3 separate regions of the Homo sapiens genome follow, and regions 1 and 3 are each linked to region 2. The links are chromatin loops, found by intact Hi-C in ENCODE. Cell type or tissue: MCF 10A. All regions are shown on one strand. Each heading gives the region's core, and the rest is flanking DNA. Links, peaks and the distances in the headings are about the cores only.

Evidence for each region. Hi-C counts contacts between places; a loop is a spot of excess contacts. Peaks named below come from ENCODE experiments on the same cell type or tissue, not always from the same donor. Only the 100,000 strongest peaks of a DNase experiment are listed, where the experiment ranks them.
Region 1: a loop joins it to region 2, with 25 times the contacts of the local background. A loop is called at or near these places in 4 of 110 quality-filtered maps.
Region 3: it touches region 2 in a loop (13-fold over the local background); 6 of 110 quality-filtered maps call a loop at or near these places.

The regions. Positions count from the first base shown.
Region 1 is chr6:14,835,734-14,846,186 of GRCh38, forward strand. No RefSeq gene overlaps it. Among named protein-coding and RNA genes, the nearest start is that of JARID2-DT, 400 kb to the right of the region's middle. RefSeq lists a silencer at 8,805-9,099. In MCF 10A, for the core only: no CTCF peak of the experiment used is centred there; a DNase peak (open chromatin) is centred at 6,328.
Region 2 is chr6:14,738,370-14,748,822 of GRCh38, forward strand. No RefSeq gene overlaps it. Among named protein-coding and RNA genes, the nearest start is that of LINC01108, 460 kb to the left of the region's middle. RefSeq lists an enhancer at 4,742-5,941. In MCF 10A, for the core only: no CTCF peak of the experiment used is centred there; DNase peaks (open chromatin) are centred at 5,122 and 5,772.
Region 3 is chr6:14,793,570-14,804,022 of GRCh38, forward strand. No RefSeq gene overlaps it. Among named protein-coding and RNA genes, the nearest start is that of JARID2-DT, 450 kb to the right of the region's middle. In MCF 10A, for the core only: no CTCF peak of the experiment used is centred there; DNase peaks (open chromatin) are centred at 4,082 and 6,512.

The sequences.
Region 1 (10,453 bases), core at 1,576-9,575, 98 kb after region 2:
CACTGCAACCTCCACCTCCTGAGTTCAAGCAATTATCCTGCCTCAGCCTCCCGAGTAGCTGGGATTACAGGCATGCCCAGCTAATTTTTGTATTTTTAGTAGAGATGGGCTTTCACCATGTTGGCCAGGCTGGTCTCGAACTCCTGACCTCAAGTGATCCACCCACCTTGACCTCCCAAAGTGCTAGGATTACAGGCATGAGCCACCATCCTTGGACAATTTTTTTTTCCTTCGTAGAGAAATGTTAACAGCTTACTATTGACAAAATAATCTATCACTTTACTCTCTACCCAAATGGAAATTGCCTCAAGGTTACTTCTGTTTTAATCCCATATATGAAGAAAAATAGAGAGGGGAGACCTCCTTTCAGGCATGTAGGTGAACTACTAATGCCTCAGGAAAGTCCATTTCAATCTGTTATTTTTCAAAACGTCTATCATTGAAGGTATAGCTATGTTAGTTTCTATATCCTGATTCACTCTCTTGTATTCTTTGTCATTATTTTGAGCTCCAACAAAAGGCTAAATAGAAGTGATATGATATCCTCCATGTGTTTATGCCAAAATATTGGCAGAGAGGTTCCTTTGACTGGTACCTGTCTTAGGAGCGATGAGGGAGTACTCTAGCTTATAACACATCTTTCTGTTTATCAGCTCCTTGATCCATCCATCAATCCATCTTATTTTCTTGGTGGATTTCAAAATAAATTGCAGACTTACCTCTGAACATATCAGCATGCATAGCATCAACAGAATTCAATGCAACAAAGAATTTGAGCAGGGAGTGACATGATCAAATTCAGATGTGGGAAAGAACCCAATGCCAGTAGGGAAGATGACAGGCATGAGAAAGGCTTAGAGGCGGGGAACAGGTGGGGGGCCATTGCAAAGGGTTCAGAGAGAGAAGATGAGGGCCTGGACCAGGGCGAGGATGGAACAGGGAGAGAGAAAGGGACAAACAGATAGGAGAATTGACAGCTCTTAATAACTGATTAGACATGGCAGGGGCAGGATGAGGGAGGGAGAGGAATTCACAGTAACTTCCAAATTTCTACCTTGAACAACAGGTAAAATGTGAGGCTGTACATTTAGTTAGGAACTGACTTTAGGTAGTGAAACATATAGGGGGGAGGGTGTAAGATGAATTTTGGATATAATTTTGGGGTACTCATGAGACATCCAGATATAAACTATGGGATAGAGAGATCTCAAATAGAGATACACATTGGAGATTCAGCAGCATTTACAGGGCATAAAAAGTTTTTGTCTAGAGAGGGAGAGTTTGTGATCAGGGCCAAAAACAGCTTAAAGCAGTGCCTGGATTTAAAGGGCAGGTAGGGAAAAGGTACCGATAAAAGAACCTTGAGAAAAAGCAGTTGGTGAGGAAGGAGGAGAACAGGGAAGAATGGGGTCTTGGAAACAAAGGAAGGAAACAGTTTCAAGAACAGGAACTTGTCAACAGTACAAAATGCTGAGAAGGCAAGAGAGGGGTGGGATTGAAAGGAGTCTATAGGATTTGGCAACTTGGAGGTGGATGGTGACCCTGGTGGAAAACAGTTTTCCTGGAGCTGGGAAAATGGAAGCCAAATTTCAGTGGGTTGAGGATTGAATGACAGATGAGGTCATGGAGATAGCACATGAAGACTAATGGTTCTAGAAACCTGGCTATGAGAGGAAGGAGAGAGGTACAGTGTACATATTACAGGAGGATGCAGGGTCATGGACGAATTTGCCTTAAGAGTGGAGCACCTGGATTATACATAAATTAATACCTGTACTAATAAGTTGACACCTAAAATGCATTGCTTTATGTTGACAGTTTTCATTGTGTGGATGTGTGATCTCCCTGGTTAGACATGCACTTCTATAAACATATGGGTCATGTACTGACTGCACGCATGGTCATATAGAAAGTAAGAGCTTGAATGTGACGGAGATGTCTTACTACATCTTTACATCTTACAGCTGAAGAATCTAAAGCCAAAAAAGAGTGAGTAGCTCAACATCATCCAGAGTTAGTTAATAAAGATCCCCCCCAGCACCCTTCACAAAGCATTTTACAGTAAGGAGAAAGGTTTTGGTTTTCAACACAGTTGTATGAAAATTCCAGCCCTACCACTTCAAAGGTATCATTCCTTATCAGTAGATTTCCTTTGTGTGTAATGGGGTTATCTGGATAAAACAAAACCGATCTCCACTTTTACCACCAAATTGGGATTGATGTGTGAGTACAAAATTTTAGGGCAATGTAGTTTTCAATTTCTCTCACTTTTCTACTTTTGCTTCTTTCTGCCCTAGTTAATCGAAAAAGGGAGTTATTTGCATGTTGCTGGAGGGAGACTATTTCTAATTGTTCTGGCCTATTAATAGCAGATGTATAGCAAAGCTTCCAAAGAAACACATGCCTTCAGGACCTCACAGAGTTTCAAGAGTAGTATTCTATGGGTTCATTTTGGATTTCAGGTGATTAATGGATGTGGACGAAACCTTTAACCTTTTCAATTGTCTGCTCCTGCTTCTCCAGCTCCCTCTCCAAGTTCCTTTAATTAGCTAAACTTAAAGCCCTTTTGAATCACCTAATGTCACACAAAAGTACTTGCCCTAGGCAGAGAAAGAGAAGTAACCCAGTTTCGGGGCAACTGATTTATTACATGCAGGGAAACTTCTTGTTAGTTTTCCAAAAGTTATCTCTTCTCTTGTTATTTGGAAAGCACAGCAGTTTTCCACTTCATTCTCCACTGATGGAAAACAGATTTGTCTGACGCCTAGAAGAAGCTCCATTTGCACTGGCGTTTTATTTATTTATTTATTTTTTTTCTTGGTAGACCACTACAATCATTGGCTGTGCACACCTATATTGGACTTGGCTACTGCACCATACTGCACTTGCAAAAATGTTCTTTTCTAGACATGGCAAGAAAAGCCTCTATAAGCTGAACTAATACCATCTGCCTCTCCAAAATGCCTTAATTGTATTGGCAAAAGGAGCACTTCTTATTTTTTAAAGCCTACTGTAACTGGATTGTTAGAGCAGTACCATTAAAAGGATAATGACGGTGTTACCCTCAAATAGATTTTCTTAAAATAATTGCTTTTCCTTACTGAGTGCTGGCACGGCACTCGTGAAATTCTGATGGGGTCAGCGGGTTCTTTGATGTTGCCCACCAGAAGATTGTCTCTTTCCGATCCACTCTCTCTCCTTTTGTTTTTTCCTCATCTACACTCACGTTGGTTTTATTTAGCTACTGCAACTTGTCTTTGCACCTGAATCAAGCCAATTTTTTTTAATGATATAAACAGGTAGCTTTCTCATTGGGCCAGTGTTTGCTGCTTCTTTATTTTGTCTTGATGGAAATCTTTTTATTGTAGGAGTCAAACATTGACTATGAGAGTGTCACCATCTCAGAAATTGACAGGTTGACCATGAAATCACAGGTCTGCATATTCTGCTTCTTATCTTGGGTTATCCTAAGAAGTTGGCAATGACTGGCATGAATGGGGGTATCTGACCCCTGCTAGGAGGGAGTGGACCCCAGGCTCCTCAGGCTGCCTGCCAGGGCTGTTACTCTGGAGCTGGAGAGGGAAATGAGAAGCCTGGTTTGTATGAGGCTTGATTGAGGCTGTGGATATGAAGCAACAGGGAAGCGAAGCCCATGTCTCTGATAAAAGAAGACACTAGAAAGGGAGGTCTGAAACACTAAGCTAAAGGTGTCTGGCAGAGAACTGCAGAGAAGCAAGACAGAGAAAAGTAGAGAGCTTAAAGAGATTTCCGGAGACGAATGCATGCAGATAGAGAGGATTTCATAGCCACCCACTGCCCTTACTCTGGGCAAGGAGAAAGCTGTTTCAAGAGTCAATTTATACAGGAGAAAAATAGGAGTACATATTCATTGTTTTATTTTATGCCCAACTCAAACTGAGGCAGCCTATAAACTAACACAGAATAGACTTAATCTCTGTGCCAACACTGTAGCTCAGTAATGGTATACATACAGTCAGAAAGTGGAAAGCATTAGCTTAATTTTTTTGACGTCGGGCTTCAGTTTAGCTAATGCCATTGAATTGACAGACCACCTCTTCAAACCTGTCTAAAGTTATTAAACTAATGGTTTCTATAATGTAACATAAAGTTATTCCCTCCTTCTCTCCGTTTAGAATGATATTCTAAATACAGATGGAGTCTCTGAACACTTGGTTTCTCCCTAAGTGATGCATGGAGGACGGATGAAGGAAAATTGAAACACTTTTCTGCTATGTTACCTTTTCAACCCATTTGTTTACTTATCGACCACTTATGGGTTACAAAGAAAATACACCACGATTTATTGCTTGGAAAGATGATGCAGAGAATTTGAGAGAGAATCACTAATAAATTGATGGAGAAGTGCTTTGTTAATATAGAGTGCTATTGAAATGCATAATGAGGAATGGCCTCTCCAAGGACACTCGCCCAAGAAGAGGCTAGAACTCTGGATGCTCACTCTTCATCTAACAGATCCTGGCATACAAAGCCTGAATACAGCATGTCTTTAACCCCACTTAGGTATTGCCAGAAGGAGTCTCCACTTCTTTCTACCCAGTAGTCTGCATTCAGTTAAGAAAGTACAACAAGAAACAGGGCAGTGCTTCTCAAGGTTTCGTGTACAACAAATCACCTATAATCTTGTTAAAAAGAGAGTTGTGGGCCGGACGCGGTGGCTCACGCCTGTAATCCCAGCACTTTGGGAGGCCGAGGCAGGAGGATCACGAGGTCAGGAAATCGAGACCATCCTGGCTAACACGGTGAAACCCCGTCTCTACTAAAAATACAAAAAAAAAAAAAATTAGCCGGCGTGGTGGCGGGCGCCTGTAGTCCCAGCTACTTTGGAGGCTGAGGCAGGAGAATGGTGTGAACCTGGGAGGCGGAGCTTGCAGTGAGCAGAGATTGCGCCACTGCACTCCAGCCTGGGCGACAGACCGAGACTCCGTCTCAGAAAAAAAAAAAAAAAAAAAAAAAAGAGTTGTGATTCAGTAAGTCTGGGGTGGGGCCTAAGATGTTGCATTACTGATAAGCTTTCAGGTGATGCCGGTGCTGCTGGTCTAAAATTTTGCTCCAACCTAGAGCATATGGAGAGATGCCTAGATTCCTGCAGTAAGCAGGATTTCAATATGCTGGCAAAGACCATCTCTCAAGGAAGTTAACGTTGTGTTTTTGGTTTGGGGTTTTGTTTGTTTTGTTTTGTTTTGTTCTGTTTTTAGTGTTTAAGACACAAATCAAGAGCTTCCAGTTCGGGGTGCCTAACAGGCAACAGGAGATGTAGAATTGGACTTGAGACAAGAGAGTAGGGCTGTGGATGGTTTGGGGAACCATCAACAAAATGTGTAGATAATTCCATAGATAGACTCATAGACAAATAGATGAAATATATGGAAGAGACCTCAGACTTCTCAGTCCAGGGCACATTCTCATGTTGGTTCATGCAAAACTCCATTTTTGATTTTTAAAAAGAAATTCTTTAACTTATTTATTCATTCATTCCCTTTTATCTCCATCCTCCCCACTACAAGCCATTTTCTAATGTGTTTGATGTGTATCCTTCTATTTCGTTAATTTTTCTTATATATAATATTTCATGTGCACTTTTTAATTTTTTATTCAGGTATAACATGGATACAGTAAAGCAAAATAACCTTAAGTATGCAGCTTGTTGAATTTACATGTATGTATACACCTATGTAAATAGCACTCAAACCATGAGCTAGAATATTTTCTGCAGCTCTGTGTTTTTTTGTTTTTGTTTTCTTGAGGAGGAGTTTTGCTTTTGTTGCTCAGGCTGGAGTGCAATGGTGCGATCTTGGCTCACTGCAACCTCCGCTTCCCAAGTTCAAGCAATTCTCCTGCCTCAGCCTCCCGAGTAGCTGGGACTACAGGCACCTGCCACCACGTCTAGGTAATTTTTGTATTTTTTTTTTTCTAGTAGAGATGGGGTTTCATCATGTTGGCCTGGCTGGTCTTGAGATGGAGTTTGGCTCTGTTGCCCAGGCTGAAGTGCAGTGGTGCAATCTAGGCTCACTGCAACCTCTCTGCCTCCTGGGTCCAAGTGATTCTCCTGCCTCAGCCTCCCGAGTAGCTGGCATTACAGGCATGTGTCATCACACCCAGCTAATTTTTCTATTTTTAGTAGAGATGAGGTTTCACCATGTTGGCCAAGCTGTTCTCAAACTCTTGACCTCAAGCAATCCGCCCACCTTGCCCTCCCAAAGTGCTAGGATTACAGGCGTGAGCCACCACACCCACACCCGACCCGCTGTGCATGTTTTAAATTTACGTAAGTGACATTGTGCAAAAGAGAGCATTATGTTTCTTACCTCATCCCACGAAACAATGTTTTCGAGGTTGATGTGTGCTGCTGTGTTTACATGCTATTCATTCCAGTTGCTTCCGATTGCTTCATGGTGTCCCTATTATACATCTGCCACATTTCATTTGACATTCCTCAGTGAAGGATGTTCAAATTGCTTCCAACTCTCTTTTCCACAAATAACACTGGAATGAACATCCTCATTCATGTTCTTTTATAGACCCATAGGAGATTTTTTTTTCTGTGATTTATAAGTAGGAAAGTGAGTACTGAGTCATAGAGTGTACACATACTTATTTTAACTAAGAATTGCCAGATTGCCTTCCAGAAAGGCTCTACCCATCTGCACTCACAAATACTTTATTCTGTAGTCAAATTTATGTTTCCTTTTAATTTGCACTGTGTTAAGCTGGACTCAAGGCAACTAGGTTTTATTAGGGTTACATTTAGATTGTGCCTATGAATGGCAATTCATTCAACCTCTTAAAAACTCTTTACTGAGCACCCACGATACACTAGGTACTCTTCTGGGTGCTGGAAATATAGCTGTGAAGAAGATAAAATCTCAACCCACATAGAATTTATTTTCCAGTAATTAAAACCATCCAGTGAATAAGATCACTTAGGAAGAGAGAATAGAGTGAGTAGGAAACAAAACCAAGGATGGAATTCCAAAAAAAAAAAAGATTAAAGGGTTGAGAAACAATGGACATGGTGGCTCTTGCCTGTAATCCCAACACGTTGGGAGGCCGAGACAGGAGGATCACTTGAGCACAGGAGTTCAAGACCAGCCTGGGCAACACAGTGAGACTTTGACAAAAAATGCAAAAAAGGCCAGGCATGGTGGCTCATGCCTGTAATCCCAGCACTTTGGGAGGCCGAGGCAGGCAGATCACCTGAAGTCAGGAGTCCGAGACCAGCCTGGCCAACATGATGAAACCCCGTCTCTACTAAAAATACAAAAAATTAGCTGGGTGTGGTGGCAGGCATCTGTAATCCCAGCTACTTGGGAGGCTGAGGCAGGACAATCGCTTGAACCCAGAAGGTGGAGGTTGCACTAAGCCAAGATTGCACTACTGCACTCCAGCCTGGGTAACAAAAGCAAAACTCCATCCAAAAAAAAAAAAAAAATTAGCAAGGCATGGTGGCATGTACCTTGTGGTCCTAGCTACTCAGGAGACTGAGGTGGGAGGATGGATTGAGCCCAGGAGGTAGAGGCTGCAGTGAGCCATGATCGTGCCCCTGCACTCCAGGCTGAGTGACAGAGTGGGACCCTGTCAAAAAAGAAAGAAAGAAAAGAAAAGGAAAGAAAGGAAAAGAAGGAAGGGATAGAGAGAAAAGGAGCCCTGTAGGGAGTCAAAAATATTGTTCTGAGAAGTATCAAGAAAACCAAGAAAAAGTGATGACAGAGGAACCAAAAAAGAGAGTTTCAAGTAACGTACACTCTTCAAGAGGTAATATAACTAAGAAGCTGTTGGTCACCAAAGAGGCTGTGGCACAGCCATTGGTGGAGAATGGGAGAATAATGGAGTAGTACACAGCCTGTGGTCCTCAGCCATGTTCACTCTGCCATGGTAGCAATGTCCCTAGACCAAGCCCATGCCCTCCACTTTTCTGAAAGCAATGGGACCCTCTTCTTTTCCCTTGGTCTGCATTCTTTTCTGAGAAAGTCCATCTTCACTTAGTGAACTGACCTGGCTCTTTCATGCCTCTAGACCAGAATATATCTTCTGAATTTTGGTGTAAATACCACTTTGTTTAGCAAAACTTTTTGCTGATTATTCCAAAGAGTGGGACTCTGGTCCTAACCAAAAATTTGGCCAATCAGTGTGAACATTACACAATTCATCTTTAGAATTAAAGAAGTTGGCCAGACACGGTGGCTCACGCCTGTAATCCCAGCACTTTGGGAGGCCGAGGCGGGTGGATCACGAGGTCAGGAGATCGAGACCATCCTGGCTAACATGGTGAAACCCCGTCTCTACTAAAAAATACAAAAAATTAGCCGGGCATGGTGGCACGCGCCTGTAGTCCCAGCTACTCGGGAGGCTGAGGCAGTAGAATGGTGTGAACCCGGGAGGCGGAGCTTGCAGTGAGCCGAGATCGTGCCACTGCACTCCAGCCTGGGCGAGAACGAGACTCCGCCTCAAAAAAAAAAAAAAAAAAAAATAGAATTAAGGAAGGTGAAAGAATGGGGAATGAATAGATTTTTTTTTCTAGTCTGACAGTTGGAAAGACAGCTTCAGATGTTCAGATGTCGTATTATTGCTGCTACGCAATGACAGCAACTTTACCTTGGTCCCATTGCTTTCCCTCACCCCTTTTATCACCGTTTATCATGTACGGTTGTGTTTTTTTTTTTTTTTTCCCGCAAAATGTCTGTTCCATGTATTCAATCTTTCATAGTCTCACAATTCTTCAACACTGACTCAGGCGTGATCCTTATTACCCATGCTTGAGCCAGAGCTATAGCCTCAGGACAGGCTCTGCCTCCCCCGCCGATCCCAAGCCTCCCCCACCGGCTGCCCGCGCCCCCTTCGCAGAAGCATCAGTACTCTCCCACACCTCCCGGTGAATCCTGCATGTCAGATTCACACACCTTCACAACCTGACCCCACGCAGCCTGGGCCTTCAATTTCCCATTACTTCCCAACCACAATCCCGTGGTCCCGCTACACGGCCCCTCCCCACGCTCGGTGCCCTTTCTGCCCTTCATTCCTCTTTCCTGCCACGTAGCACGTGAGCGGCGCCTCCTCAGTCTCCACAGAGTTCATCCAGAGTCCCATAGCCTTGACTCCCACTGCCGTCTAAATTCATTCAACAGCAGTTTTCAGACTTTCTGGTTTGGGGACCCTTTTACATACTTAAAACCTATTGAGGACCTCAAAGGGCTTTCATTTGGTGAATTGTATCTGTCAGTTTTACCGTAATGTAAATTAAACTGATGAAGTTGTTAAAATATTTATTACATTGCTGAAAAACAAAAATAAAAACAAAAACAAAAACACTACATGTTATTTTAAAAACACACACAGATTTTGGCCGGGCGCAGTGGCTCACTCCTGTAATCCCAGCACTTTGGGAGGCCGAGGTGGGTGAATCACTTGAGGTCTGGAGTTTGAGACCACCCTGGCCAACATGGCGAAACCCCGCCTCTACTAAAAATACAAAAATTAGCCAGGCGTGGTGGTGGGTGCCTGTAATCCCAGCTTCTCGGGAGGCTGAGGCACGAGAATTGCTTGAACCCGGGAGGCAGAGGTTGCAGTGAGCTGAGATCGCACCACTGTACTCCAGCCTGGCTGATAGAGTGAGACTTGGTCTCAACAAAACAAAACAAAACAAAACAAAAATACATTTTATGAAAAATAACCATATCTTCCAAATGAAAAAAAAATAGCAACAACAGTGGTAATGCTTTATATTTTTGCAAATAAAGCTCTTTAATGTCTGGCTTAATAAAGACAGCTGGATTCTTGTATTTACTTCTTCATTCTATCTTTTGTGATATGCTGTTTTGGTTGAAGTAAATGAGGAAAACTCACTCGCGCAGCCTTTGTGCTGGGTAAAGGGAAGAGAATTGTAATAGTATTTTCAGATAATTGTGAAGATTCCTTTTTTATATTAACCAAAACTGTGAAAGTGATAGTTTCTTGAAAGTTAGTTTCAGTGTAAAATCTGAAACCTTATCAGTAAACTGTTCATACTCTAGTATATTATAATCCATTGGTCTATCTTGCACTGTAAATAGATTTTTATCTACTCATGATTTTATACCATTAAGCACTGATCGTTTGTAAAATATTGATTCACTGAGTTATGCAGAACTTCCAAAAGTTGACACATTTTGTTAAAGAAGACATATATATGTACACTTTTTTTAAATCCCATACATTTTGTATCAGCAACATTCTTATCAGATAAGTATTCAAATATTGAGAAACTGGCAAGTTCATGGTGGTAAATACAAGTTTTCCAAAATCCCACTTTTTATTTGAAAGCTGGAACTTTCTAATTGGCAACAAAAATGTCCATTGCTTCCCTTGAAGTGATAGGTTCACTTTGTTCATTTCTAAGAAAATATTTGGCAAATACCCTAGGTTGGATAACTATAGC
Region 2 (10,453 bases), core at 1,342-9,341:
ATAAAGCTGGATACATGGAAATGTATTTTCTTTATTGCCTTTATTTCTTTTTAACTCGCCTCTGTCTTCACTGGAGAACATAGGGAGAAATTCAAGCAAGTAACGGGTGTTCCAGTTCATCGAGGGTCTGTCATGATGGCTTATGAGGTCATGACACAGACCCACAGGGATTGCACAGACATGCTGAGACCGAACAGCATTGCAAAGATCATGTCAGGTAATACCTATGTGCCACATCCAAAACTTGGTCTGTCTTGACCCTCACTCAATTGGAGTATTCAGGTCTCATTTTTTTCCTTCCCCTTGGAAATGATCCAAAAGTACAAGGCCTAGCATCAGATGACCTTTAAGACCCCTTCTCCTCCTGAAATTCTCTGATAGTTATCTCTGTGAATGTTCCTCACAAGTGAGCTACATTGTATTGGCAGCGCTTTCAACTTAATGCTCCTTCCCCTAAGGCAGAGGGAAGAACCTATAAGCCTTCTATTGACATAACAGAAATTGCCCCAAATGCTCTTGAATTTATCTTTATTTGTGCTGCTGCCTATATATTACTTTCTCATGGGATATGGCTTGAATTATAGAAACAATCCACTCCTTCCTCCATGGGTTGCCAGCCCTTCCCCAGGGTCCCGGAATACTTCTTTTTGATGTTCATTCCTAATTTTAATCCAAGTGTTATGTTCTGTTGATAGTCCCTGGAGCCTACATCAGACATAATTCTCTCGCAACAGCAAGTTAGGTTCCGGTAATGTGACCAGCTCTGTTCGTTAGAACCCTTCTGACAACAAGCTCTCTCTCTTCGGTCTTCCTGACATGTGTTTATAATTACTTGGAGTTATCTCTATGGCAGCCTGAGTTGCCTTCCATCTGAAGTGGTCCTTGGGGTGGTGCTCATTAGGTTAGCCTGCTCCTGGGCTCTGTTGTTTTTTTAAAATCTGGCATCTCAGGAGGCAAAATGGTCTCATGAAAAGAAGAGCAAATCAGTATCAAAAGGTCTAGATTCTTGGCAAAGTTCTGCCAGTAACAATCTACATGACGGGAAAATTTGCTTCCCATCTACTCAATCTCTCTGAGTTGTCATAAGGATAAAATAATACTCATCAAGACACAAAACAGCATGCACAGTTGCATAGATGAAGATGACATTTTATTGCTGCAATCTTGTTGATATGAAAAGGTGAGAAATAATGTAGTCCATAAAACAAGTGTATTCATTCACAAAATATTTATTAATCCTACCTGAGAAAACAACAGGCACTTGGAGAACAAAGAAAAATGGGATATAGTCAGGTATACAGTCAAGGGTTCAGCGACCAGAAGGAAAACGGACACACAAACAAACACTTGTCGCAGTGAATAGCACTGTAATGGACTTATATAATCGATGTGGGAGCACAGAGGAGGAAGCAGCTAGCCCTGCCTAGGGAGGTCAACAAAACAACAGGCAACAGGTAATCTTCCAGCAGAATCTTGAAGGATGGAAAAGGCCCAGGCAGATAAATCAGGAAAGAAAACATCACTTATAAAATCTCCACAGCAAGTACAGAAAACCAAAAGTCCATCAGCATGCAGGAGTACCGTGGGTGTGTCAGGAAATACTAAGTCTGGAAGCAAGGCCGGAGCCTTGTTCCCCAGCATGGGCTAATGCATTTGCCCTCTGGGCAAGATGGAGCCAGTGACATGCTTTAAGCATGGATGTATTAGTCATGGTCCAGTCAAGAAACATATGGCACATTGAAATCGGTAATTTAAGACACGTTTTGTTTGTTTGGTTTTGGTTCTTTTGAGACTGTCGCCCAGGCTGGAGTGCAATGGTGTAATCTCGGCTCACTACAATCTCCGCCTCCCAGGTTCAAGCGATTCTCCTGCCTCAGCCTCCCGAGTAGCTGGGATTACAGGTGCACGCTGCCACACCCAGCTAATTTTTTATATTTTTAGTAGAGATGGGCTTTCACCGTGTTCCCCAGGCCCGTCTCGAACTCCTGAGCTCAGGCAATCCACCCACCTCGGCCTCCCAAAGTGCTAGCACTTTGTACAGGCGTGAGCCACCACACCAAGAAGAGTTTATAAAGGAATTATGTTTAAAGGTGTGGGCAAGGTAGGGAAACCACAGAGGGCACTGTTGCCATCCTTAGGTTTGGAAGGGTAAAGAAAGAAATGGGTACTAAAGCTTGGAGGAGAAAGACATGTGAAGAAGGCATCTGATGGAAGCTGTCAGCATCAGTTGAGAGATGCAGCCAGCCAGCAGTGACCCCCAGGGAAAACGTTAGGGAGGTAAATGCCCCCTCACCACTCCATCTTTCCCATCTCACCAATGCTCCCCATTGACCAAACCCAGCCAGAAGCCACAGGGCAATAGAGCTTTGGAAGAAGAAGACAGAGTGGAGAAGGATGGGCCTGGAGGCACAAGGGAAAGCTACCAAGCACTAGGCAGGTAACACCAGATTACAACATCTGCCAGAAAGCAATGTGGAGAAAGGGAGCTGAAGAGAAGGCAGGGGAAATGTAAAGGCATAATCCAGGGAAGAAATGATGGGGATTCAATAAAGCAGTGGTGGTGGCAATGAAGGGTATGATGGACTCAGAGATTTAGAAGATACAATCTAAGGAACTTGGTGGCTACTCACTGGGATCTCCCAAAAGTTATTTCTTGTGCATGTACAGCTCTCCAGGTGATAACTAAAACAACAAGGAAACAAGACGATTATGAGGGATACAGCCTGCCATTTTGGATGTTTGAGACTCACCTTCCTTGAAGCAGCTCTTCTGAGCGGTGGCACCGATCCTTGGATTTGGAAGCCACGAACCGTGCTGAATGTCTCAATATTCATGATCTCAGGAGAAGCATGGCAACTCTAGTGAGTTTCATCATGGCCCCAAAAATATAGGTCCACATCCTGGAATCTGTATATGTGACCTTATTTGGGTAAATGGTCTTTACAGACGTAATTAAGAGATGAGATGAGATTACCCTGGATTATTGAGGTGGGCCCTAAATCCAGTGTCCATAAGTGTCTTTATGAGAGACAGAAGAAGGAGAAACAGAGAAGGTTATGTGAAGATGGAGGCTGAAAACAGAATAGTCTCAGGAACACGGGAGCCACCAGAAGCTGGAAAATGATGAAAGGATCCTCCCTCAGAACCTTTGGAGGGAGCGTGATTTCAGACTTCCAGCCTCCAGAACTGTGGCACAATAAATTTCTGTTGTTTAAGCCATCAGTTTTTAGTAATTTGTTATGGCAGCCCTAGGGAATTAATACAGCAATAAACAGCAACCAAGAAAAACCAAAAGCATATTCTGAGGGTCTATGTTATGGTCTGTAAGTAAATTGAAGCCAAACTTACACTTCATTTTTTTTTTCCCTGTGGCAAACCTGTCTGGTGAGCCGGGGTAGCGCCTGGCTAAAAAAGTCCATGTTTTAGGTTGACTAAAGCCAGATAGCAAAGTTTTAAAATTCCACATTTACATCCAGAGATGTGCACAACACTGTGTGGCACTCACAGCACAACCAGGCAAAATCAGTTACAACTACAGAAAATTTCTGAAGTTCGGCCAACACTCACCACCACCTGCCCCCAGAGCGATCTTGCTACCACCAGGTGAAACTCTTGCTCCTTTCAGCATGCAGCCAGGCATGTGCCTTTAACTTTAGCTGTCTCTCTCACAGGCACAGGTTAGCCCCAGAAGAAAAATGCAAGGACTAAACTTGCTTACTTGAGGTCATGTGTTCTAGATGCTGCAGTTGGCCCAAATAAAATAAAATCTACATAAAAGACAGGTAGTCATAGACACGTTGAAACATGCTTGAAGGTGATTCCAAATATGTTGATATCAACATTGGCTTTGCCAACTAGGCTTTGTCCCTTTATGACAAATAACTTCAGAGACACCCTGGCATATCCAGGTATAAGAGTTTGGCAGAAAGGGTTTTAATTTGTTGCTTGGGTGTCTATGCTTGGGTGGTGTCATTGAACAAACCGGAGAACCCAGTAGGAAGAGCACATTTGATGAGGTAGAACAAAGCAGTGACGGCTGCCATCTTGGATTTGTTGTATTTAAAATGCATAAGGTTACCAAATATATCTGGAGCTTAGGAGTGAAATTTGAGTGAACAACCCAGGTAATTGTTGTTTTCCCCTGTAAAAGCAGAAATTGTTTACATCTTTTTGATGAATTTCTTTCTAAATATCATTGCATAGAACCTGATTTCACTTCTGTATAGCTCAGGGCTTGCTCCTTCTTACCAAAAGCAAGATTTCCATTTGAATACACCTTGCTTCCAAGTTGCCCACTGACCCCACTCTTAACTCCCAGAGTACCCCCTTGGTAGTCTAAACCTGTAAAGGTAATTCCATCCTCCTTATTAGAGTTGAAGATTGGCCGTGTCACCCAGTTCTAGGCAACAAGATGGGATGGCTAAGAGGCTTCTAGGAAGGAGGTACATTGCTTTTCCGGAAGAAGTACTAGAAACCCGCTCTCTCTCACTCACTCGCACTCTCTGGACACAGATAAGGGAGCACTAGCATTAATGTGTTGGCAACCATTCTATGCTCACAAAGACAGCAAGCCCCAGGAGCGAGTGAACCCTCATAGGCAGAGATAGAGGTAACCTGGGGGCTTACAAGCATCAATAAGCCACTGGCCTCTCCTCTCCTGAGCCAACAAGTGTCCTTATCACTTAGGAAAGTTTTTACATTTTCTATGAATTGCCAGTGTAAGCACCCTAACCCATACTGGTTTCTTCTGAAACCACATTACCTGAGACCTTTTCTGGTGAGGATTCTGTCACTGGTCAGTTGTCATTTCTCAGTGACAAATGAGACCACATGCACTAAAGCCCGTAGCCCAATACTTAGCACTCACTAGATGCTCAATAGATGTTAGTTCCTGTCACTTTGTCTTGCTTCTCAGCTTTGATCACTTGCTCTCCCACATCTTCACCATTGCTTCAATGTTTTGTACACTAATGGCCAGGTCCCAGCAGGCCTCCAGATGGCTCAATGGTTAGAAGTCTCACTGCCTAGGAAGTACTGGAACTGGGAACTCCATGATCCACAAACACCAGCAAATGAGAGACGTTGTTTATTAGACTGCTACCATGGCTAGTCACGTCATGGGGGTTCTCACTTTTCCCAGGATTAGCATGAACACCAACACCCAGTAAAATCTGGATTTCAATCATCCAGAGCCAGTTGAAAATGTTTCACTCCTGAGTCATCATTGGCAGTAATCAGTTGTCACATAGCAGATGTTCAAAATAGACTGATTAATAAAGAATTCTGATTATTAGATGATAGTAATAGTGAGAGGAGAGTGAGATGAGAGTGGGCTCATGGTATTGCTAAAGAAGGCCAAGAATGTTGACCAGTAACTTCTCTTGAAAACAGAGCTGCTGTACTTCCCCACTTCGTCTCCCTAAATGGCCTCGTTCCAGGATTGGGCCCATCAGAAATTGAGAAAGAAAGGAGAGAAGGGGGAAGGAAAGAGAAAGAAGGAAGGTGGATAAAAAGAGTTGTGTCTCAAAGTTTCCTGAGCTACAACACTGCCCTAGAATGATCTGTTCTCTAAGGTGTCCTAAGAAATCCTCCCCAAATGGTTGTGGTTTTGTCTTTTTGCTTTGTTGTTTCGAATTCATTCTGATTTGATTGTGAGATACATGAATCTTACAGTAACCTCATGAAACACTTGTGGAGACCTTGGGATATTGTGAAAACATTCTGAGAGCGCTAGCCTGAGAATGCTAGCCTGGGTGGACCACTCCCTCCCGCCTCACCAGTGACTCACTTGGTGACTCAGTGCTTGTCACGCAGAGATCCACTGGGCCCATGTGCAGCTCACCTTCCTCCGCCTACCTTGAGGAAAACTAGGGACTCATTAGACAAAGTGTTCAAACTGTTTTCTGTTCCTCCAGGCATAAGTTATATGTATACAAGGCATTATCATCTCCCACACATTAAGGAGCAGTGGAAATCGGAAGTGGGGAATAGGAGGCTGGGGGCATTGGAGGGGCAATCTTACTTTCACAAAGATGTTAATTGAATGTTACCAGCAAAGCAAAGACCTAGAAATTTCATAAAATAGAAAAGATTCTGATTATTGTTTTCATTATCAAAATTTCTAATTTCTTGAGGACTTTAAAAAAAAGAAGGCGGCCAGGGGCAGTGCCTCACACCTGTAAACCCAGCACTTTGGGAGGCCAAGGAGGGAGGATTGCTTGAGCCCAGGAGTTTGCGACCAGCTTGGCCAACATGGCGAAACCCCATCTCTACTAAAAATGCAAAAATTAGCCGGGCGTGGTGGCATGTGCCTGTAAACACAGCTACTCGGGAGACTGAGGCAGGAGAATTGCTTGAACCCAGGAGGTGGAGGTTGCAGTGAGCCAAGATCGTGCCACTGCACTCCAGCCTGGGCAACAGAGAGAGACTCTATCTCAAAAAAAAAAAAAAAAAAAAAAAAAAAAAAATTTAACCATACGCAGTGGTGCATGCCTGTAGTCCCAGTACGGAGGAGGCTGAGGCAGAAGGATCCCTTGAGCCAGGGAAGTTGAGGCTGCAGTGAGCCATGATCATGCCACTGTATTCCAGTCTGGGCGAGAGAGAGAGAGAGAGAAAGTCTTAATGTGCCAGTGCAAACTTCCATTTCACATATATTAAATCCCCTTTTTACCCTAAAAGACTCTAAAATATCCTGTAATATTTAAATATTTGCACTTTTATTTCTCTCCCATATAATCACCTCAACTTCAGTTTATGCAAATATGTGAAATCTTCAAACATAATAGGAAGCCAAGTTGCTCACAGAAAGGAAACCTATGACAACCTTCATTACTGCATGCCAAAAATGTCAGGCCAATCTACTAATTTACTAGAACCAAGATAAAACCAGCTCAGCCAGCCAGCGCTCAGGAGTTCCCTCTCAAACATATGCAGGGTTAACAAAATATTGAGCCTAAACTCATTTGGAAAATGAGCATGTGTTTTTTTTTTTTTAAGCAGAGGCTGCTTGCTGACCCAGCCTTCCAGTCAAACAGCTAAAACTCAGCTTGTCCTGTTTCCCTTGAGGTCTGAGTTCTAAAGTCCCCTAGTTTCAATACATTTTGCCAGAAATAACTTTAAGGATCTCCTGAACAGGCACCAAAGCTCTTGTAACAATGTAGTCACTTTAAATTAACATCCTAACTTAAAATAACTAAACCTGATTTTTGTTCGTGATCAAAATTTATATTGGAACACCTCCACAGAGGTCAAATTTAACGTATTCACTGACAAACAAGACAAGCAGGGAGGGCATTTACTGACAACCAAGAATTGGAACAGGATGTCAAAAGCAAGGCTGTTTCTGAAAAGAAAATATTAATAGTTTATTTACATTGCCAATCACTGTGGGTTGAACCTAACCCTTAATTAGGCAAAAGAACCAATGGGTAAATCCTCCTCCCCCAAAAGTTTTTCTTTTCCTGAAAGTTCCTTTTAGAAAGCAGCAACCTAGAGGAAAAAGATCTTTAAAAAGGAAAAAGATTATGTGTGTGCCGAAACCTGGAAACAACCAAAATGTCCTTCAATAGGTAAATGGTGGCTCATCCATACTATGAAATACTACTCAGCAATAAAAAGGAGTGAACTATTGATACACAAAATAACTTGGGTAGAATTCAAGGGCATTATGCTGAATTTTATAAAGCCAGTCTCAATGTATCATATACTATGCAATACCAATTAGATAGCATTCTCCAAATGACAAATTATAGACTGCAGAACAGATTAATGGTTGCCATGGGGCTAGGAATGGTGAGTAGAATATGATTATAAAGGGGTTACAATGAGGGAGATCTTTGTGGTGATTAAATAGTTCTGTATCTTGTTGCATCTACACATGCAATAAAATGGCATAGAACTATGCACATGCATTGTACCAATGTCAATTTCCTGGCTCAGATACAGGACAACAATTATGTAAGATGTGATCATTGGGGGAAACTGGGTGAAGGGCACACAGGACCACTCCACACTATTTTTGCTATCATTGCAACTTTTTGCAAATCTATCATTTATTCAAAATTAAAAAGTCAAGAGAAAGCAAGCAAAAAAGGATGAGGGAGGAAGTAACAGAAAGAAAGAAAGAAAAATAAACAACTTGGGATAGATATTGACAACTCCAGAAATGAAAGATGACAGGAAAGTTTGGAGGAGGGGACAGCAGGGTAAATATTAAAGGTTACAGTCAGGCAAGCTGACAACCAGAAACTGTTTGGATTGTAAATTGTAAATGAACTCAGTGGACAGAGAAGGGGAAAGATCATTGAACTGTTACCCCTGAATGACAAGGATAGAAGTGAAGCACTGTGAGCCCAAGACATGGAGTAAATGTGGCAGGAGCAGCTCCAGGAAAGCCCGGTGGGGACGGAAGAGAAAAGGAGGGGGCAGATGTAGTAGCTGATGCTTCCTAGGATGTGACATGCATCAAGCGAGAGAAAGGATGACTGGGGGAAATGTCCGACCTAGGAAGAAATACTGAGAAAAAAAGACATGCCATAGAAATCAGTAAGCTGAGGAAGAAGAGGCAAAATTCTTGGGCGTGAGCAGAATTACTGATAAAATAATGATGACATGATAAAAGAATATCACAGGCAGGGGAGTTGGAAGGAGAAAAGAACTCACTCAGATTTGGAAAGTGACAAAACAAAACAAAACAGTTCTTCAGGGAAGAAAAATAATGAGCAGCAAAATACAAAACACAATGACCTCTGGAAAGGTGTTCCCTGCACAGGTCTAGAAACTCAACAACAGACATCCTGAATTTTCCAGATGCATTTAACAAATATCTTTGAAATATCCCAATACATATCAAGTCTACATCAAGCCTGATTTTCACATCAAAAGACCCCCATGATCATAATGAGCACTATTAATGCACAAATTACACGAAGCTGCAGGAAGCTGAAGCGCCAAAAGGGAGCAAAACGCTGATAAGCCAACTTTTGAGCAAACATCTTGAATTCCCCCAGGGATACGGACCACCAGGATCACCAAACTCTGGTGTCCCCATGAGAATAAGCAATCAATAATATTAAAACCTTAAAATTAAGGTAGTAATTCTAACATCTTAGAATCTGGATTTTAATGTATTTATTTATTTGAGACGGGGTCTCACTCTGTGCCCAGGCTGGAGTGCAATGGCGTGATCTTGGCTAACTGCAACCTCCACCTCCCCTACTCAAGCAATCCTCCCACCTCAGCCTACCGAGTAGCTAAGACTACAAGCTTGTGCCACCATGAACAGCAGATTTTTGTAGAGATGGGGTTTTGTCATGTTGCCCAGACTGGTCTCGAACTCTTGGGCTAGAGGGATTCGCCTGCCTCAGCCTCCCGAAGTGCTGGGATTACAGGCATGAGCCACAGCGCCCAGCCAGAATCTGAGATTCAGTCGTGGGCATAAAGGAATTGTTATCACACAGTGACAGCCCAAGTTCATGGTCTTTACAAGAAATACTGTGAAACCCCCAAGAGGGTAGCCCCTACATAAAGAGAAGGAATAAAGATGGCTGGCCACTCCTCACAGATGGAGAAGTTAAAAAAACAAAATCCCAGTTTCTCTCTCAGCTACTGGGTAAATAGCCATTCAGAATGCTTTGGAAACATTCACTTAAAAATGGGAGAATAATTGATGTCATTCTGAAAATGTGGTTAGACAAGAATTCAATTATCTCCACTGCCACCAAACCCAACCTCCAAGCTTGGATAAGAAGATAGCAAATATTCTAAAAATTAAGAAACCCAAAGCATATGGTAAACTTTGCAAGGTATCATTCCCCAATGAATTATGTTCTTGTGGTAATACAAAAACATCTCATTTTTCTTAGCAGTTGTTTCATGAATGCCTTGCAAAAGAAAGTGTGAGTTTTTAGGGGGAATCCTCTGCTAAACCATAGTGAATGCTGGGCTTCGAGGTCTGTGGGTGGGCTGGTGCCAACGACTGAGAGAGGTGAGAAGTGAAATTTTTCTGCAAAAGAACCATGGCTGAAGGGAAGATTTCTCTAAAACAGAGAATTTGAGAAGCTACTTGGTGGAAGATTTTAAAGACCCAAAGAACAACAGCTGAGAATAGAACTGGGGAGGGACTTCTCACGGTGATTTGGGAAATTAAACTCTGAGCATCACGAGGTGTAAATCCCCTCTTCGGTCTTCCTTATAAAATGTTCAGTAAAGTTTGCATTCTCACTTTTCGAGAGTGAACTTCCTTTGAGAGAAAAACACAGAAGTATAGAGCCCTGCTTCAAGATTGGCACAAGGGCAAAAGCATAGTTGTAGAGTGACCCTTTTATTAAATATTAATTATTTAATATGAGAAGAACCTGAGGAAAACCAAGCACAAAGGAAGAGGGAGGGGAAGGGAGGTGGTGAGATGATTACCTTCTTCTTTTACTAAAATTTAGAATACTTGAGTCACTTA
Region 3 (10,453 bases), core at 1,002-9,001, 55 kb after region 2:
TGGGTAATATATAAATAATAGAAATTTATTTTTCACAGTTCTGGAAGCTGAAAAGTCTTAAATCAAGATACCAGCAGATTTCATATCTAATAAGGGCTTGTTTCTATTTCCAAGAAGAAGATATCTTCTGTCTGTGTCCTCATGCAGCAGAAGAAGCTAAAGGATAAGAAGAGACAAACTCACTCCCTCAAGCCCTTTTATAAGGGGCACTAATCCCATTCCTGAGGGCAGATTCCTCGTGGCCTAATCACCTCCCAGTGGTTCCACATCTTAATACAATCACCTTGGGGTTCAGCTTCCAACACAGAAATTTTAGAGGGACACTGACTGTTGACCCTTAAACAACATGGTTTTGAACCATGAGGGTCCACTTACAGGCAGGTTTCCTTCTGCTTCTGCCACCACTGAGACCACAAGACCACCACCCCCACTCCTCCTCAGCCAACTCAACATCAACATGATGAAGACAAAGACCCTTATGATGATCCACTTCCATTTCATGAATAGTAAATATAGTTTCTCTTCTTTATGATTTTCTTAATGACATTTTCTTTGCTCTGGTTTATTTTATTGTAGGAATATAGTATATAATACACATAACATACTAAGTATGTGTTAATTGACTGTTTATGTTGTTGGTGAGGCTTCTGGTCAACAGTAGGCTGTTAGTAATTAAGTTTCAGGGGAATTGAAAGTTCCACACAGGCTGGGCGCAGTGGTTCATGCCTGTAATCCTAGCACATTGGGAGGCTGAGGCGAGAGGACCACTTGAGCTCAGGAGTTAGAGACCAGCCAGGGCAACATGGCAGAAACCTCATCTCCACTAAAGGTATTTTTAAAATTAGCCGAATGTGGTAGTGCATACCTGTAGTCCCAGCTACTCGAGAGGCTGAGGCAAGAGAATCATCTGAGCCGGGTGGGGCATGGGGGGTGGTCGAGGTTGCAATGAGCTGTGATCACACTACTGCTCTCCAACCTGGGTGATAGAGCAAGCCCTTGTTAAAAAAAAAACAAAAAGTTCCTATGCAGATTTTTCTCTCCATAGGGGTGGGAGTCAGTGCTCCTAACTCCCACACTGTTCAAGGGTCTAATGGCATATTAAAACCATACCAGGGATAACCCTAAAAAAGGACAAAGGAGACAAAGGCCACAATCCCAAGGGCACAGCCCTGAAAAGGCAGTAGGCCAGGAGTCGCTGCACAGCCCAGAGCACCACTCGCACAGTGTCCAGGATCTTTGCCCACAGGGACGTCCGCATGGAAGACATGGGAAATGAGGTTCTTCTGACAGCTCGGCCGCTGACCACCTGTGGTCTTGGAAAATCACTTTAATTCTTGGGCTTCCCTTGTCTCATCTTTAAAAGCGAGGAGGGTGGACTATAAAATGAACCCTAAAGCCCCTTAAGATTTGACCTTCTACATACCTGCTCTGGATGGAGATAGTGGAGATGAGCTGCATGTATTGGTAAAAGACAGTAGGAAATGTGCTTTGGGAGCCTTGGGCTGATAGTCCGCCTGCTCCTTAGTGATGTGTTATCACAAGTACTTTGCTTTTTCAAAAAGTAGGGCCAGGTGTGATGGCTCACACCTGTAACTCCAGCACTTTGGGAGGCCAGAGGCAGGCAGATCACTTGAGTCCAGGAGTTTGAGACCAGCCTGGGCAACATGGCAAGATCAAGTCTCTACAAAAAAATACAAAAATTAGCCAAGAGTGGTGGCCCATACCTGTGGTCCCAGCTACTAGGGAGGCTGAGGTGAGTGAGACCCCGTCTCAAAAAAAAAAAAAAAAAAAAGAAAGAAGAGAAAAAGAAATAGGCACACATGTGTCAAGCCATAAGCAGGGTAAGCTCAGAGCCAGAGGGTATTTGTCCTTGAACTAGGATGGGAGACAGAACAAAACAGAACCCGGTGCTGGCCATCTAAGAGCAGAGAGCAGAGCAGTGAGAAATGAGGTCACCCTCACTGGCCTCTGCACAACTCTCAGTTGGTTCCTCCTGGGGTTGGCTTTCAGATTATTGTTTGGTTTTCTCCGAACCAGGAGCATATGGTTTTGCCTCACCAAGAAGGTCAGAAACTAAATACCCGGACTGTGACTAGCCTGGTCCTTGCCTGAGGAACTAAGCCTGTCACCGTATCTCTCTCCAGATTCCTCCAACCTCTACGTTTGACCAACTGGACTTGTGCCACAAGCAGGAACGGACCTCACATCCCATCCTGTTGCTAGTGTTCTTCCCTCCCTCCCCCATTTTGCAATTCAGAACACAGCGGGTCTTCATTGGCAGTCTGTCAGTGGGTATTAAAGGTCCCAACGGTTTAAAGTGTACTCTGCGGCATTCAACAGAAGTAGGACTGGATTGACGTCCAGATGCTAAAAGGAGAACGATTCCTTCATTTAGCATCCCATGAAAACCACAGTCCTATGTTTACAATAACTAGAACATCTATAGCAAGTAACAATTTCTTTCTATCATTGTCTGTTGTCATCAGAACAGACCAATTTATAAGATCACAGAGCTAATTTTGTTTTATTTTACTTAATGGGTCTGCTCTTTGCAAACCAACTGAGTATTCTATAAAATAATAAATGGTACCATAGTGGCAGGAAGAGTTCTCTTCCAGCTCCCAAAGCACAGCTTTCTACCTGGCAGGATATGGATCACTGGTTTTCAGTCCATATTACTTCCTAGAAGGTGTGGGCTGCAAAGGAGTTATGCTTTATGTATTCCAGTGTTTGAAACACAGCTCTTTTAGCCCACAGAAGAGTACTCTGTATTGAGACACTCCTCTGGCAGGGTCTTCACATCTTCGCAGACCAACCTTGTGAGGTAGAAATCTAGCAATGGACTTTCCATTTGACAGAGGAAGAAACTGACAGAGAGAAGAGAGGAGCTGTTTGTCCAGGCCATGTTTGTCCGGAAACACATGCCTGGCTTTCAGACTCGTTTTGCTCCATATCACCAGCTCTGGGTGTCAGCGGTAAAAGCTGTCTAAAGCAAAGGCCCTTGATAGTCAACATGGATCTCCTTCCATCTTGGAAATATTTTTGGCATCCTGGTAGATAACCTAATAATGCCCTTGGCAGCTCCTCCAAGCAAGTTAACTTTGGTAACATGTTAACCAATGTTATAACCTTGCCATCTAGATAGAAGATTTCCACAAGTTAGCCTCTCTTCAAGGGAGAAAGAAGAAGTCATAAACGGGTACAATTGTCCAAAAATTCCCCCTGGCATTTTCACCATCACTGGGCAGAGATTGTTCTTCCCAATTATAAAATGTACTTTAATCCCAAAACAATTGCCTAAGTCTTATGCCTTGGGAAAGAAAATGAACCATGACGACATCTCTAAAGACAATTCCAAATGTTTTAGAGAACTGTTATATCGAAAGGAGCATGGGAACAGATTTTCATAGTCCCTGTCCAACCATCGCAATTATTTTTTAGTTTCATACCCTGAATAGTTGATCTTCAAAATGCCCAAGTTGATACCAGGCCATTCAAAGCTGTTTAAAAGTAAGCTGACACTTGAGGAATAACAGTCACAGTCATAATACAATCTAACATCTCTACAATGCTTGAGAGTTGACCGTGTATCTTTCCATTTATCATATTTAATCCCCACAACTTCTCTAAATTGGCCTCTCTTATCCTCATTTTGTAAATTAACAAGTGTGGCCAAAAATGGCCAGAAATGGTGTTCCTGTCCCAGTTTTCTAAATTGAAATCTAAAAGCTTCTTTCATGATACCAAAAATAAATCTCAGCCATGCCAATTCTATTTACAACATATATTGGGGAATCTTAAATCAAAAAAAAAAAAAAAAAGAATAACTTTACATTGCCATAATTGTGTATGGACTGATCTTGAAAATGGGTAAAACATTATCATACAAATCAACAGGATTAAGTACTGAACACCATTATTTGGCAGCTGAGCTTTGAGACCTTGCACAATGCTGTGCCCATCTTAGAATGTTTTCCCAAAAACCAACCAAAATTACTCCAGTTCTCTGGGGCAGAAATCTTTTGGCTCTCCCATGGCTTGCCTGTGTATTTCAGGAGATTTCATCATCTCATCTCATCTCAGTCTCTCATATGCCCCCAGGGGAGGAGACTTCAAATTCTGGGTAGAGTTCTACACTGTCAACATCTATAGGGTGCAGGTGATTTGTAAAACAGTGTTCAGCAGCCACAGTCTATTCCCTGAAACTTCCTTGCAAAAGAACAAATCACCCCCTCACTGACTACCAAGTGAATGCAATTTAGGGCTGCATGTTATGGGCCTAGGGGAAAAGGCCAGGTATAGACTTGACCTGGAGAGAACAAAGATAAAGATGTTTGGGCAGCAATTGATGTTAATTGTTTGTCTCCTCAATTAGAATTTTAATCTTTCTTCACTGGTTGTTTTTCCCAACTCTTAAGACAGTATCTGGCAAATAATCAGGATTAAATGAATGTGTGTTAGAAGGGAAGGAAAGAAGAGAAGCATAGAGAGACAAAGGCTAGGGAAAAAAAGGAAGAGAGGGTATGGATGGAAGGAAGGAAGAAAGGAAGGAAGGAGAGGAGGAAGGGAGGAAAAAAGGAGGGGAGGGAGGGCAGGAGAGAGGGAGAGGGGAAAAAGGGAGGGAAGGGTTGGGGGAGGGAGGAAGGGAGGGACAGGGCTTATTTTTCTAAGGCTGCCTCCAGGAAAACAGAGCAGGGATAAGTAGGTTCAAGTTGGTAAGCTTTTAAATCTTCTTATCACAATGTCTTGCTTCCCCACCTCCCTCCCCCTGTAGAGTCAGCACATCCAGCCTAGAAGCAAGACTCTCCTCCTACATTACAAACAAGAGTGTCTGCCTAGGAGGGAATGTCTTCATCATAGAAAAAAATGCACCCTTTCCCACTGTGTCTAAATTCCTCCAGGTTTCCTCCCTTGGCCCCAGGAGCCCAAACAGCCTTGGACCTGCATCCCTGAGGGAGGTCTTCCAGCCTCACTGGGAGTCCAGCCTTTCTGTCCAGCCCATTAGCTGCACCATGGAGCCCAAGTGTGGCTCATCTTTCTAGCCTTGGCTTTGCTCGTGCTCCACAAACAAATGGATGGGTCAGCCCAGAATATCCAGCCTGTTTCCTGCAGAAGCCATGTTTTCTCTCATATCCCAAACCTTCGTCAGGTGGGTTCTGTTTCCAGTTTATAATGGGCCCCCTCCCCAACATTCTCAGCCTCCTCACACAGCTTCTAAAGGGCTAGGGGTATCATGTTCTCCAGCTCCGCAGACACCTGTTGCTTGCCCTCAGCTCCTGACTCCCCAGTTCGCAGGGTCAGTACCACTTAAAGATGTATTCAGTGCAGAGAGAAGGGAATTTCTCCTGTGCTGTTAGTTGCCTCAGCTTTGTCCCCAGCTCCTCTGGCTGGTTTGGTTACTGCCCTGTGTTTAGATCAGAGCTAAAATTTGGGGGTTTTTTAGCTACTTCTGAAGGACTGCTCCCAGGCTGTGAGTATTGATGGGTAACCACAGGGAATGCCTTCAGAGGTTCTTCCACTTACTTACAAGGACTATGCTAATCCCTTTTTTTAGGAATTGGGGAGTGAGGGAAGGAAGGAAGGAAGGAAGGAAGGAGGGAGGACATTAGCATTACAAGGACAATGCTACTCCCTTTTTTAACATTACAAGAACAATGACCTCACAAGAACAATGCTAAGCCCTTGTTCTTAGGAAGGAGGGAGGGAAGGAAGGCAGGAAGGCAGGAAGACAGGAAGGAAGGGAGGGAGGGAGGAAAGAAGGGAAGGAAGGAAGGAAGAGAGGGAGGGAGGGAGGAAGGAAGTTGGCTTCACTAAGCAACTTTTACAAACTAGACCCAGCCCAAAGTGCTTTACCTGTAACACCTCTTTTATTCTCAGGATCAATTCTGTAATGAGGTGCATATTATCATCCATATTTTACAGAAGAGAAAACTGAGGTTCAGAGCAGTTAAGTAAAGTGATCATGATCACACAGCTAATAAATGGTCGAGGTGGTACCCCAAACCATAGACGTCTGATCCTTTGGACAGTTCTAGATTTTCCTCCCACTACCTCCTCCTCCTGGATTGCTGTCTTAATCCCTATACTATGGTATCTACCTTTCTGGGAAATCTAAGAATTTATTAACGAGTGTACTTTTTCTGCCTCTATTGGCTTTATGGAGAAGGAGTATCTTTTATGTAAAAATGAAATATAAATGTTTGTCTCATAAAAATAAAAAACTCCACTTTTTCATGAAATCACAGAAATTGTCAATGAGAGCTGTCTTGTCAAAGTAAACAAAACTACTACACCCACAGAGAGTAAAACAGAAAAGCTGGCTCTACTCAAGATTTATTTTGCAACTGATTCAGATTAAGGGGAGGCTCTTAGGGAATTTTACTTTAGGAACTATATCAGAGGCTGTAATACCCATTCTCCCCATCTCTAACAATGGAACTCCCACATTGTACTTGGGCACAGCCCTTCAGATGAAGACTACATTTCCCAGGCTCCCTTGCAGCTTGGTGTGGCCATGTGATCAAGTTATAGCCAATGAGATGTGAGCAGAAGGATAAATACCACTTCTAGGTCACAGCCCTGGGAAACAACACAAACCCATGGTTCTGGCTTTTTTCCTCCTTCCTGCTGGCTGCAGCTGTAGCTGCTTCCTTGGACCCAGCCCCAGCCTGCTGACCTCTGCACACTGTTACATAAGAGAAAAGGAAACTTCAATCCTATTTACATCACTATAATTCAAGATCTTTCTTTTTTTAATACCTTATCTTTAAGGAAAAGATAAGCCTGTGCCCTAACAAATACAGGGGCTCAGGACTTCCACCTTAACAGTACGACTGACAAGGAACACATTTAAATTGTGATTTATTCAAGTCTCATGTTCATTTGAGTTTTTAATTATATGTCAATCGATTTACCAATCAGTTAATATTTTTGGTCATCTGCTCCATTCAAGGCACTCTACTTGGCACTAAGATAAACAGACAGTCCCTGACTTACAATGTTCAACTGAACGATTTTATGATGTTATGATGGTGCGAAACTCGTATGCATTCAGTAGAAGCCGTATTTCAAGTACCCATACAACCATTCTGTTTTTCACTTTCAGTACAGTATTCAATAAATTATATGATATTTTCAAGACTTGTTTATAAAATAGGCTTTGCATTAGAGGTGTCTGCCTAGCTGCAGGTTCATGTAAGTGTTCTGAGCATGTTTCAGGTAGGCTACGCTAAGCTACGATAAGTTCAGTTGATGAGGTGCACTTAATGCATTTTCAACCTACAATATTTTGAAGTTATGATGGCTTTACTGGGACCTTACTCCATTGTAAGTCGAGGAGCATCTGTGTATGACGTTATCCAGCCCTTAAGAACTTCATCCTCAAGCCAGGAAGACCAAACGGACACAAAAATACTTCAGAGCAGTGCTGTACATTATTAACCTCCACACAAGAGGCACCAATGGCGAGCATGGTGGAGCTATGCAACTTAAACCTTCATGAATAACACCATTCCAGGGTCAAGGGGTCTCCCAATTTGAGATAAGATTTTGTGGTGTTTGAATCTGTTTTTCCTTTCCCAAATCACTTATTTTCCCTCTGCTTCAAATTCTCCAGTTATGGATGGTCCCAGGCTGATTATCAATGTCTTCTTCCTTTTGACTTTATGACTTGGACTCCCAGCGCCTCCAATATGTCTTCCTGTTTCTGGTCCTAGAGGACATGGAATTGGTCCCAGTCCATTGCATATTTTGTTTTTAAGTCATGCACTGTTAATATTTGAGATAATCTCTCAGTACCTCTGTTCCTGCTGCCCATATAACAAATATCTGTGTGTTGTCCTATTGGCCCGTGTTGTGCCTCATGCTGAGTGACTCAAGAGCCAGAGAAAAGTGGCTATGTAAATTGGCCTGGATGTCCAGGCACCAAAACTAGAAAAGGAAAGGACAAGCAGGCCTGAACAAAATCAGGAGATGGATTGATGAAGAGAGGAGTAATATACATGGATTTTCATTCCATGTCATAGACATACAAATCTGGAGCTGGATCTTTAAACTAATCAATTGTTTCATTGTTCGCTAAAGGGGAGGGTAATGTCTGTCCACAATATTGACCAACATTAAATAAAACACACACACAAGAAATGGAGTTTCATCTGTCACTTTGGATTAGTTACCTCTCCAAGACAGGCATGTGGGGGAACTGGAAACATTTCTTTCTTTTTTTTTTTTTTTTTTTTTTTGCGATAGAGTCTCATTCTGTCACCCAGGCTGGAGTGCAGGAGCCTGATCACAGCTCACTGTAACATCCGTCTCCCGAGTTCAAGCGATCCTCCCACCTCAGCCTCCTGAGTAGCTGGGATTATAGGCATGCACCACCATGACTGGCTAATTTTTGTGTTTTTAGTAGAGACAGGGTTTTGCCATGTTGTTCAGGCGGGCCTTGAACTCCTGGCCCCAAGTGATTCACCCGCCTCAGCCTCCCAAAGTGCTGGGATTACAGGCGTGAGCCACTGAGCCCGGCCAGAACTGGAGACATTTCTAAATGTTATGTGAAATTGAGAGTGGTCTCCATCTAGCTATGAGGGAACCACATGTGATACAGAGAAAAGAGAATTTGATTTTGTGTTAGAGGAGCTTCTCCACTACTTACTACCAGTGTAACTCATCGGGTGACAGTATTTTCATGTCTAAAAATGGAATAGCAATGCAGGAGTGCCCTGTAAATTACTGAGAAATGAAAGTGCCTGGTACACTGCTTGACCCAGAGTAACTAATCATGAATTGCTAACTCAATCAGAAATGGACTTTTTAAAATGCTAACATCTGTTCTAAAATGAAAAGAAGAACCTAGAGTGACACGGAGAGAAGGGCTGACAGAATGTGATACGCAAAGACTAAGAAAATGATGCCTGGGCAGAAACCTACCTCTGCTAAAAAGAAGGGATTTCAGAAAACATGAGAAAACTGGCAAAGCCACAGCATGAAGCGACAGAGAAATGTGTAGGGATGCTCTGAAGCCAGAGGGGATCTCCAAGGACATGAACCCAGGAAAGAAAAAGAATAATTCATTGAATTCCTCTAGGAGCAGGACAACGGAGCAGTCTTAGCCTAACAGAGACTGGACGGTGCATAGGGATTATTTTCAGCCACAGATGAGGGAGGGGACTTGCAGAACTTCAAGGAAATCTATGAAGGGAAACTGGAGAGTGATACAAAAGCCTGAGTTAAACTGCATAAAGAATAGTTTGCAATTCTACATACCTATCATTTGCCAGATAGTTGCAGAGTTGGCCCCAGTAGATTTCCATATGTTGTGCTAAAATCGCACTGGAGGCTGACTGAGCATTTGTGGCTTTTCAGAGATGCCAGTTTTGGTGAGGGGGTTGGGGGTTGCTGGGGGCAGTCACCTGCATCGTGCAAGGATAGAAATAAATGATATCATCCCTAGGGCACAGAAAGCAGAGCTGTGGGGGCCTCTGGGTCGTGTCCCTCCCCGCTGCCACTCCTGCACACCTGTGCTAGCAAACACTCCAGATTCTGGTCTCTGGGCCCACCCGGAGCCTGTGCTGTTCCTCGACTTGTAAATTTTAAAACCTTTTCTTTCTTTTTTTTTTGATATAGAGTCTCGCTCTGTCATCCAGGCTGGAGTGCAGTGGCACAATCTTGGCTCACTGCAACCTCCACCTCCCCGGTTCAAGTGATTCTCCTGCCTCAGCCTCCCGAGTAGCTGGAACTACAGGCATGTACCACCATGCCCAGTTAATTTTTTTTTTTTTTTTTGTATTTTCAGTGGAGGCAGGGTTTCACCGTGTTAGCCATCTCCTGCCCTCATGATCTGCCCACCTTGACCTCCCAAAGTGCTGGGATTACAGGCATGAGCCACCGCTCCCGGCCCTAAAACATTTTCTTTTGCAGAGTGAAAGACCAAGTAATCTGGAGTCCACCAGCCCTCCCCTCACTTGTGTACAGCAGTTTGGTCACTGCAGAAACATCCACCCTGGCTGGTGGGTAAATACCCCATAAGACAGAAAAATGACTTCCTCCAAGGGACTCCTGATAATTAGACAAGACAGTGGAGAAATTCCTTCCCTGAGCCCCTGATTTCAAGGCCATGGCTACATCCATGATAAGGTATGTTTCTGCTTTGCTTTCTCCAGAGAATCAGGGAGAAATCCCACTCCATCCCACCACTACAGCCCCCGGCTCGTGAGCAGAGCTCACGAGGTGGTGGTACCTTCTCCATCCCCACGCCTGGGGCACAGGGAAGAGCAAGGAAATTCTCAGAACAATGCAGCATAAGACATGATTTCTCCATGGGTCCCAACCTTCCCTTTCATGGGTCTCCAGTCCTGCCTCCCATTCTGCACTCTGCACCCCCATCTTTGCAGAGCCATCCCTAAGTCACACGCACCGTGGAAGAGAGGAGACAGGGTAACAGCACTGTGCCTGCCAC